Regions from separate parts of the Homo sapiens genome. Here region 2 is linked to region 1. A link is a loop called in an ENCODE intact Hi-C map of the cell type or tissue named here. Cell type or tissue: IMR-90. All regions are shown on one strand. Region 1 overlaps SLC1A2 (solute carrier family 1 member 2). Region 2 overlaps SLC1A2 (solute carrier family 1 member 2).

What was found. Hi-C counts contacts between places; a loop is a spot of excess contacts. Peaks named below come from ENCODE experiments on the same cell type or tissue, not always from the same donor. Only the 100,000 strongest peaks of a DNase experiment are listed, where the experiment ranks them.
Region 2: it touches region 1 in a loop (2.9-fold over the local background); 5 of 110 quality-filtered maps call a loop at or near these places.

The regions. Positions count from the first base shown.
Region 1 is chr11:35,402,229-35,407,228 of GRCh38, forward strand. The region is part of intron 1 of SLC1A2 (solute carrier family 1 member 2); the gene reads right to left. Among named protein-coding and RNA genes, the nearest start is that of SLC1A2-AS2, 14 kb to the right of the region's middle. In IMR-90, a CTCF peak has its summit at 2,456 (motif pointing left); no DNase peak of the experiment used is centred here.
Region 2 is chr11:35,345,771-35,350,770 of GRCh38, forward strand. The region is part of intron 1 of SLC1A2 (solute carrier family 1 member 2); the gene reads right to left. Among named protein-coding and RNA genes, the nearest start is that of SLC1A2-AS1, 66 kb to the left of the region's middle. RefSeq lists an enhancer at 2,031-2,532. In IMR-90, no CTCF peak of the experiment used is centred here; a DNase peak (open chromatin) is centred at 2,461; H3K27ac peaks cover 169 bases.

The DNA.
Region 1 (5,000 bases):
GACTAAGGATTAGAACTTTCAGTGCCACCCACCAAATTCCAGGGAGGGGAGAGGGGCTGGAGATTGTGTTAATCACCAATGGTCAATGATTTAATCAATCATACCTAATAATGTACCCTCCATAAAAATCCCTGAACAATGGGGTCTGAAAAACTTCAGGTTGGTGAACACATCCAGGTGCTGGGAGGGTGGCCCACCCAGAGAGGCATGAAAGCTCCGAGCCCTTCCCTGATACCTTGCCCTATGCATCTCTTTCACTTGGCTGTTTCTGAGTTGTATCCTTTATAATAAACTGGTAAATATCAGTAAAATGTTTCCTTGTGTTCTGTAAGCTGCTCTAGGGAATTATTGAACTTGAGGAGGGTGTTGTGGAAACCCCCTGAAATTAGAAATTACAGCCTGTCAGTCAGAAGTACCAGAGACAACCTGGGACTTGTGACTGACACCTGAAGTGAAGGCAACCTCATGGGACTGAGCCCTCAATCTGTAGGATAGCCATAGCCCAGGTGGATAGCATCAGAACTGAACTGACTTGCAGGACACCTGCCTGGTGTCGGGAAAGACACCACGCATTTGGAGTTAGAAGTGTTGGAAGTAAAAACAGTTATGGATTAAAAGCACATAAGAGAAAAATCTTCAAACAACCCTTCGCTAGAGCAAATACAGCACTCAAATGATCAAAGAAGCCCAGGGCCTACTTTCTAATCTTATCACCTGTGGCTCTATGGAAAAGAATTAGCAAACATACCTTTGGGTATGCACCAAGTGTTAGCAGCCTAATTTGCAAAGTCAAGAGACTGATGGATAACCCCATCTAAGCTCAACAGACTAAAAGTAACACAGTACTGCTATTCCAAGAAGAACAATGACAATCAACATTATAGGTATCTTCCAGGTCCCAGGCACTATGCCGAACGCTTCACACACATCCTGCTTTCATCCATTCCAAAACCCTATCAGGTGGGTGATATTGTCCTTATTTAAAAGATAAAGAATCTGAGTCTCAGAGAGGCTAATTAACTTCCCCAAAGTCACACAGCTACTGAGTGGTGGAACAGGAATTTTTGCCTAGGTCTTTCTGAGTATAAAACACGTCTTCTTAACTGCTGTGCAACACTGGCTCAGAAGCTGTTTTATGAAAGTATCTCCTTATGAGAATATTCTAGTGCACTGCCAGAAGGCAGATTGTCTCAAGGTCATCTGTCATCTTTACCATGTTCACTGTCACTGGTAAGAGGATTTCATGCAAGCCTGCACATGTGTGGCTGCCCTGTAGGACTGGCTACATAATGTGTGGGTCTGCACGTAATTTGGGCAAAATGAAATCTTGAGACCCCTTGTTCAAATTAAACATTTCAAGATGATAAGAGCAGAGCATTAAACCGTGGACTGCCTAAGTCGCATATCCATAAAGCAGGTCCTGCTTCCCAGGGTTCCTATGTTTATGCCCAAATAATCTAAGATTGTCTTGAAGGAGAAACCAGAAATTCTTGAGGTAAAGAACTCATCCAGTGAGCTCTTCGGCTGCATGCATTTATTTATTCAACAAATATCCTGTGATCTTATGACATGAGAAACTCAAGGATTAATTTAATGCCCCCTAACCAGAAACTAGAGCCACAGCTGGACAGAATCCTGATTTTCCTGTTCCCTAAAAGCAAGGGAACATCTTCATCTTGCTGGCTTGGCTCAGCAGCTTAGCTCAAAGGCAAAGAGGGAAAGTCCTCTCTAAGCAAACATATGGACACGTGGATCAGTCTCTGCTCCTCCACGGGCGCCTCCTAAGGCAGTGTGCCCTTTACCAAAAACACAACGTTTTCACACCTATTTTAATTTTGTTGCTTGCTTCCCATTGGGTTAAAAGCTAGACTTTGGGGGTGGCTGGTAAGTCATTTTGAAAAGAAATACCTGTTTTCATGCCTCCATTCTTGTGTTGTTGATTTTGGGGCCTTTCCAACCCTTTCCAAATGTTTTTTCAATCCCTTGAGTGTCTAGGCTTCCTGCTTTTAAGGCCTCCCTTCTAACCCAGGGTTGCCCCATTCACCTTAAAACATTTTTCAATAACCCAGAAAAAACCAGGCTGAACATACCCAAGCTCCGGAACCAGCAAATCTTGTTCGAACCCCGCTGATGACTCCCAGGGGAAGCCAAGAGGACAAAGACAAGGATGAGGACGAGGACCCAGGACCCGCTGGTGAATGGCAACTGCTGTCAACTCACTTTCAACCTCAGCCAGTTGTCCCAGGTGTAGCCTTGGCCTCCAGAGAGCTGGTCCCCGGTTGTTACTCCAGGTCACTTGGAATGTAAACAAAGTGGTTGGGCTTCCCTTCTTGGAAACCAAGACAACAGCTGGTGCGGGGCCTGGGAAAGAGGTAATTTGCCCTCTCGCTCTTCCTTCAAAGCAGCAGGAAAATCACCATGGTTCAGAGGTGTGGCTCCACAGTGCTCCCTGCTGGGCAAATTGTTCCCGGTCTGTCTGACCACTGGACAATCACGTGTGAATTTTGTGTTGAGATCTAGAGTTTACTTGCCTTGAACCCCATTGACAGTCTTCAGAGGGAGAGAGAAAGCAAATAAAGTAAAAATGAAATCTGTATATGCTTGGTTCTCGCAACTAACAATGGCTTCCCTGTCAGAGCAGACGAGAAAACCCAGCATCTCGGCTTTGACTCTACTTTCACTTCAAAAACAGCAGTTTGAGTGCCCTGGCTCTGAATCTAGGAGGATTCTAGCATTTTCCATAAGGATGATGAGGATAGCTTCAGCTGAAGACTTTCCCATAAGGCTCAGGAAGGGGATTTTATAAACTGATCTTTCATCCAATCACAGGACTCGCACTGTGAGGACTCGCAGAGTCAAGAAAGAAGATGCCAGCCATGGTTTTTCTTCTCTTATCCCACCAGGATGCAATAAATATCTCCCAACATGTCCAGTCACCAGAAAACTCCAGAAAAGAACTCCATTTCAGGAAATATAAGAATAGCTAACATTTTTATTTAGGTTGCTGGAAAACACACATACCAACTACAAGGTATTATTTCTAGACCCATACAAAACCAGAGTAAGGGAACTCTATTGAGACTGATTAAACATACTAAGTGTCTCTTTAATAGTTAAAAGATCAATTTAACAACAACGTTGTCTGCTTCTGGTAACTTTTCTTTTTCTAAATCAGTTTTCAAGCCCTGGATTTTTTTTTTTTTTTTAACTAATGTAATTGAAAAATCTGCTTTGACTTAAGAAATTCCTTCTTTGTATCTGAATATCAAATTCATTCTAGCTTCTCCTTGTTTTCCTTTACAAAGAACAATGGAAAGGAATAGACAGACATGATTCTGAGAGGAGGCAGGCATCCTGGGAAAGACAGAGGATGGGCTCAAAGATTCTTTTCTGATGAAATTTCATTGCATTTTAAAAGAACTGCAGATACAGGAGTTTGTAATTTTCCCAGACAGCTGCATGGGGACATGAATGACTGTGACAAATACATTTTTGGCTTCACAAGATGAGCTGCTTCCCAACTGATTATTCTTGTAACCTCCTTGAACCCTATTAACCCCTAGCAAAGGGTAATTATTGACTGGTAGGCAGGAATGGGGATGTTCAATTGACCACCAGAACCTTACCAAGATGACCATGACCCAACAAGCAAAAGGAAATGTTTTCTCAACCTTGGATCTGTTGCCTCCCACACCTGTTCCCTTCTGTCGTCTCTATGCCCTTGCATATCTCTTTTGCGAGGTAGACAATTCAATTATACTAACATTCATCGTGATAATGATAATAAGATGAGGCACAAAGAAATTAATGTAACCCTGATCCTCAGAGAGATACCAGGATAGTGAACAGACAGACAAGAAAACACTTAGCACACTCTGTTATGATGAGTTGCTATGAGAGAGGTCTGAACAAAGTGTAATAAGGACAGACTCCCTGGAAGAGGCACAACTCAAACATCACCTCTTCTGAGAAGCCTTCCCTCCTTCTCCAGGCTGACAAGGATGAGAATTCAGCCAACAAATGCTTACTGAGTGCACTGCATTAGGATCTAGGAGGACATGATGATGAACTAGTCTTCAAAGTGCTTACTTTGTAGATACAAACAGACAGATAAATAAAATATGTAAAAGTTGTAATTGATGCAGTGAAGGAAGCAAACAAGGGGAATGAGGTAGGACTAGGAAAGAGAGACCTATTTTAGGTGGAATGGGAAGAGAAGGCCTCTCTGGGAAATATTATTCAAGCTGAGGACCAAAGCATGCTCCAGGATCAGAGGGTGCCAGTCATCTGTGGAATGGTGGTAGGGTAGAAAGTGGTTCTGGAAAAGAGAATGCAAATGTGGGCAAGACCATGGGATATCTGAGGAACTGAGGTAGAAATTAGTAAGCTTGTAGGTTGAGGCTGAAGGAAGAAAAAAAAGGCAGGGTTAATACCAACATTTCTGGCTTTGAATCTCTAAACAGATAGAATTTACTGAGATGGGGAAACTTGGGAGTGGGTACAGATGAGTTTGTAGGGAAAAAAAAATCAAGAGTTCCATTGTACTATGATAATTTCCAGACATCTATGCATTGCACAAATGGAGACATCAGTTAGGTTGTAGGATATATGAATCTAGAACCTAGAAAAAAGGCCTGAAATAGAAACATACATTTGGGAGTTATCAGGATACATGTGCTATGCAAATATCCAGGAAGTGATTTAAAGGGAATGCAGAGCCCAAGAGGAGATTGGGATTAAAACTGGGTCCAATAAAATTTTCACAAACTATGCAAGAGCATAAATGATGAAGGGTTAAGGGAAGAAAGAGAAGAATTCCAACTAGGGAGACTTAGAAAGGACTTAAAAGGTAAATCTTAAAAAAAAAAAAAACAGCAAGCACTACTAAAATACATCCAACTCTAGCTTGCTGACTAATGAGGCTATAGAAGTAAGGACAAGCTGGCTGCCCCATCTGTCACTCTACAGATGACCAGGGTTGATCATGTGGACTTGACCAT
Region 2 (5,000 bases), 56 kb before region 1:
TGTCTACAGAAAAATACAATGATGAATATGAAAATCACCAGTAAATCCCACTGCCAGGAAAATCTAAGTAATAGCCAATGCTTGTACCAATAATTATTTTAAATGTTTTATATTCATTTTAACTCATTTTCTTAGTTAAACCTCACAACCTCTCTATAAAGTTGACATTGTTTTAAGACCCATTTTGCAGGTGAGAACACCAAGTCACAGAGAAATTAAGTAACTTGCTCAAGGTCTCACAATCATTAAGCATAAGAGCTGCAACAATTAAAACGCAGACCCATGTTCTTTTTTTTTTTCTTTATACTTTAAGTTCTGGCATCCATGTGCAGAACGTGTAGGTCTGTTACATAGGTATGCATGTGCCATGGTGGTTTGCTGCACCCATCAACCCATCATCTACATTAGGTATTTCTCCTAATGCTATCCCTCCCCTAGACCCATGTTCTTAATGCATCTTAGCCATGGCTGCTTTCCATTTGAGGCATCCATTTCCATCCCACCTCCTGCTGTTCTGGGGTCAAGCATAGAGCAGGGACTTCTTCCTCCCTTAGTCTCCATGGGCTACTCCTTCCCCTGCCAGCTCTGCAACCCTTTATGAGCCTCCCCAAGAATCACACACTCAAAAGAGCCACCAGCAAACCAGACAGGGAAAGAAGCTGCCTTTCACTCAACTCGGGATGTGCTGAGCATCTGGCATACCCAGGGGATTGAGGGGATACAGTGACTGGGACTCAGCTCTGGACCACAAGGCATTCGATCTAATGGCAGAGACATGACCTATAAACAAGAGTAACTAATGACAGAAATGTAAACAGACTGTAGGCTCTTTGAGGGCAGGTTCACGTCATATACGCCAGGGACTTAGAGGAGGCAGTCAATAACTGTTTGTTGAGTGACTCAAAGCGTAAGCTAGTAAGATCCTCTGCTCATGGCACTTATTATCCTCTGAAATCATAAAGAAGTCAGAAAGGGCTTTCTCAGTGAAATGACAGTGAAGCGGAGACTCATAGGATGGATATGACAGACCAAACAGAGAAGAGGGGCAGGGCAGGGGCATGTGCCAAGGCATGGGAGCAGGACTCCCCATGGGTACCCCACATCTTGGACACAGGATGGAAGAAGACCTCGTGCTCACAGCAGTAGTTCTGTAGGCAAGGAGCTGGGACTGGAAAGGGGACTGGAAAGATAAATAGGGTCAGATGGTGGAAGTGCTTCAGTGCCAAAGGGAGGAGTTTAGACTTTGGAAAAAGACATCTCTGAAGATACAGATTTGACAGTTAACTACTTTAAAAAGCTAGAAAAAGCTGAGGGAAGAAATTAGCTCTCCAACTGAGAAAACAGACAAGAAAAAAGAGTTTGGGAGGGATAAGAGTTTAACCCTGCAAAACAGCCACTTCTGAGGGGTATGAGGAGGAAGAGGAGTCCACAAAAGTCAGACAGAAAGGAGCCATGAGAGCGAGAAGAAGTGCGAAGGAGCAATGGTCAGGGCTTCTGCAATAGCGGTGTTACTTTTGGACACTCCCATGAATGGAGTCTCCTAGTCTGCTCTGGACAGACATGGTAATTCAATATACTTGCTGTTTTGAACCCCTGCTCCCCACTTCCAGTGGCATTTGGACCACTTTAAAGACCAGAAAAAGGATCACAAGCAGATTTCATCTCATGGGCAAAGTCCAAATCACTGATAGTGGCTGCTGGAGCAATGTTTTCAGAAGGATTCCAAGGCTGAATCTTCACTTAAATCCAGATTCAAAGTGAATGAGTTCTATGATTAATTAGCAGTATCTGCCGTGGACACAAAATTAAGAAGTGGACATATGCATGCCCGTATTTGCCTTCCTTGCTTTCAATAGTTTGCATTCATTTCATTTCTTAGAGATGAGCTTATTTAGAGCAGCAGTTGTATTTACCTCGGTGCCAGGCCCTGAGCCAGGCAGGCACTGGGAAAACAGAGATCATTGTGCTCAGCAATTTTTTAAAATACAGATGAAGTCTTGCCATGTTGCCCAGGCTGGTCTCAAACTCCTGGCCTCAAGCAATCCTCCTGCCTTGGCCTCCAAAAGAGCTGAGTTTACAGGTGTGAGCCACCACACTCAGCCACAAATGTTTGTTAAATGAATACATTTGTTCCTAAGAAAAATGAGGACAAAGAAGCTGGTTGTTGTGAGCTTCAGGAATTCAGAAGTGGCAGAAGGGACCTCTTCCTCTGAAGCTAGCTTCCCATTTTGGCCTTGCCTGAGGCCAAGCTCCATGTGACAAGTCTGGGCGGCACCTGGGTTGAATTCAGGCCTTTCTTATTCATGGAAAGTGCCCAGCCCACAGACACTATCCCCTCATTGCTCTGCAGGAGGAATTGTTACTAATGCAGCTAAAGGATTCTAGAATTCATAAGCAGAGCCTCCCCAGGAACAGGCCTGTCAACTGGTGCAATGGCCAAAGCAGTCCTGGGCCATCTGTTTTTAATAAGAGACATGTGGAATGCAAGAGCCAGAGGCATGCTTGGCTTGGCCTCCCCTGGAGTTGGTGAAAAAACTGTCTAAAATTGAAGCAGGCCAATGGACACACATTTCTAAGGGTCTCACCTCAATTATTTATTGATGAGCAAACCTAATAATTCCTCTTTGTTTCTCAACCCTCAATAGGGTGCTCGCATGTAGCAGATACTCAATAAATGAAGAAGAAATATTAAATTTAAAGAACTCCTGACATAGATGGGAGGAAAGCAAACAGGTGAGAAGTCATGTCCAAGAGGTAAACAATGCCCTAAGCAGAGGGGAGGAAGCACATGACCAGCTGATGTAGGCACACATCAGCACTACTAGAATTAAGAAGACAGAGGCCAGGCATGGTGGCTCATCCTGTAATCCCAGCACTTTGGGAGGCTGAGGCGGATAGATCACCTGATGTCAGGAGTTACAGACCAGCCTGACCAACATGGTGAAACCCTGTCTCTACTAAAAATGCAAAAACTAGCCAGGCGTGGTGGCTCACCCCTGTAAATCCCAGCTACTCGGGAGGCTGAGGTGGGAGAATTGCTTGAACCCAGGAGGTGGAGGCTGCAGTGAGCCGAGCTCACACCACTGCACTCCAGCCTGGGCGACAGACCGAGACCTGGTCTCAAAAAAAAAAAAAAAAAAAAAGACAGAGAAATTGAGGGAATCATTGGGAACAGGTTCCCAAAGGAGAAGGATGTGTGCTGAGTTTGGAAGGCTATAGGTAGACTTTCTTTTGGTTGGAAGAGGAAAGGGGAGAGGATACATCAGGCAGAGGAAATACAGAGCAAAAGCTCAGAGCAGGATGGGAGTGGCAAGGTTCCAAAACAGGTGGACATAGAGGGAGGTGAATCTGGCAGCAGCAATGAACAAGACTGGAGGCAGGGATGTAGATGGGGGCACTGCGGGAGCCCGGGCAGGGGCGCGGGAAGCCTGCATTGAGGTGTGGACGATACAGATGAGATCAGGGTAAAAACCAGCGCCAAATCGAAAGGGAGAATCACAAAAGAATCAAAAATACAAAGGGAATCAAAGACCAACAGATCACAGAGAATAATAAATAAAAGATAATGACAGAGGAAGTGGTAATTTTCTATGAATCCTCGGAGGCATAGATTCTTTCTGTGCCCTAGAGACCAACAAACCTTGTCCAGCCAATGCCCAGGGCCTGCAAGCCAGGAATTCTGATGTGTACATCTTATGAACCCTGTGGTACTGTCTTCCTCATCTCAGACCCACTTCCTCTGCCTTTTACTCCCTTCCGTTAGTGAGAAAATAAAGAGAGAGAAGAGCTCTTCCCCTCCAGATTTTCAGTCCTTTCGCTGCAGCTAGCCACCCAGGTATCTGAGAAAGCTCTACTCTCTCCCATATCAAAGATAAGTATCTAATGAACTCAGGTATATAAGAAATCAGGTGCTTACTTCTCACAGGACATCTGCATTTCAAAGGAATCCTAACCCAGATTCTTAGATTCCCAGTATGTCTCCAGGGTTTCCTATTAGCTGCATGCCTGGGAGGGGATTGAGCGGGGAACACACAGTCTTTGGGCTCAGGGGGCTTACAGTTTAGTAATTGAAAAGGCCATTCTTGTCTGTTTTGTACTTATGTTTTCCAGCAAGGAGTAGGAGTCCTATATGGTTAGAGACCTATGTTCGGGGTAGTTACAAACACGGGCTCCGAGACAGAGAGACCTAGGTACCAATCCCAGCTCCACCACTTAACAGCTAAGAAACTTTGGGTGAGTTTCTTCATGTCTCTGAGCCTCAGTTTTTCTCCTCCATGAAATGAAAGCACTGTATGAGATCACCCATACAAAGGGCGCAGTACTGTGGCACATGGTATATATTCAATACCTATCTGCTAAGATGTGCCAGGAAATGCCAGAGGCCCACTACTGGTTTTTAGAAAGTACAGACTAAAACTTAAACAACAAGAAGACATCTCCCAGACCCTAGAGGCTGAGTGAGCTTCTGCCTTTAATTTTCTTTTTCCAATTACCTTTTTACAGATGAAGAAACCTAAGCACTTTCTCATTCTGTCTTGTTTTATCTTGTAGGATATGGGGGATAGAAGATGGTGTCAAAATTTATTGAGCATTTATATTAAGTCCAGCATGGAGCTAGGCATTGTCACAGAGTTTGCCTCTTTTAATCCTTGCAACAACCCCAAAAGGTACAAATGTTTACCCCAGATTAGGGTGAGAAGGTAAAGAAGGGCTAAGGTTGTGAATCTTGCCCAAGGTCATATAACTAATAACATGCACAGCTGGGATTCAAACCCAGGTCTCTCCAGTCAACATATGCTGCTTCCTAGGTCCTGACTTGAGCCAGACCTTAACCCCAGGTATCTGGGGATCCTTCCGTAAAGACACAGCAAGATAAGATTTTATCTCAGCTTTTAAATTTGGGACTCTAAAAAGCTTGGCTGATGCAACAAACCCTTTGATGATTTATTTAAATACTTATAGCTGCAGCTGCCCATCAAGCCTGATTAGGAAGATGCCTG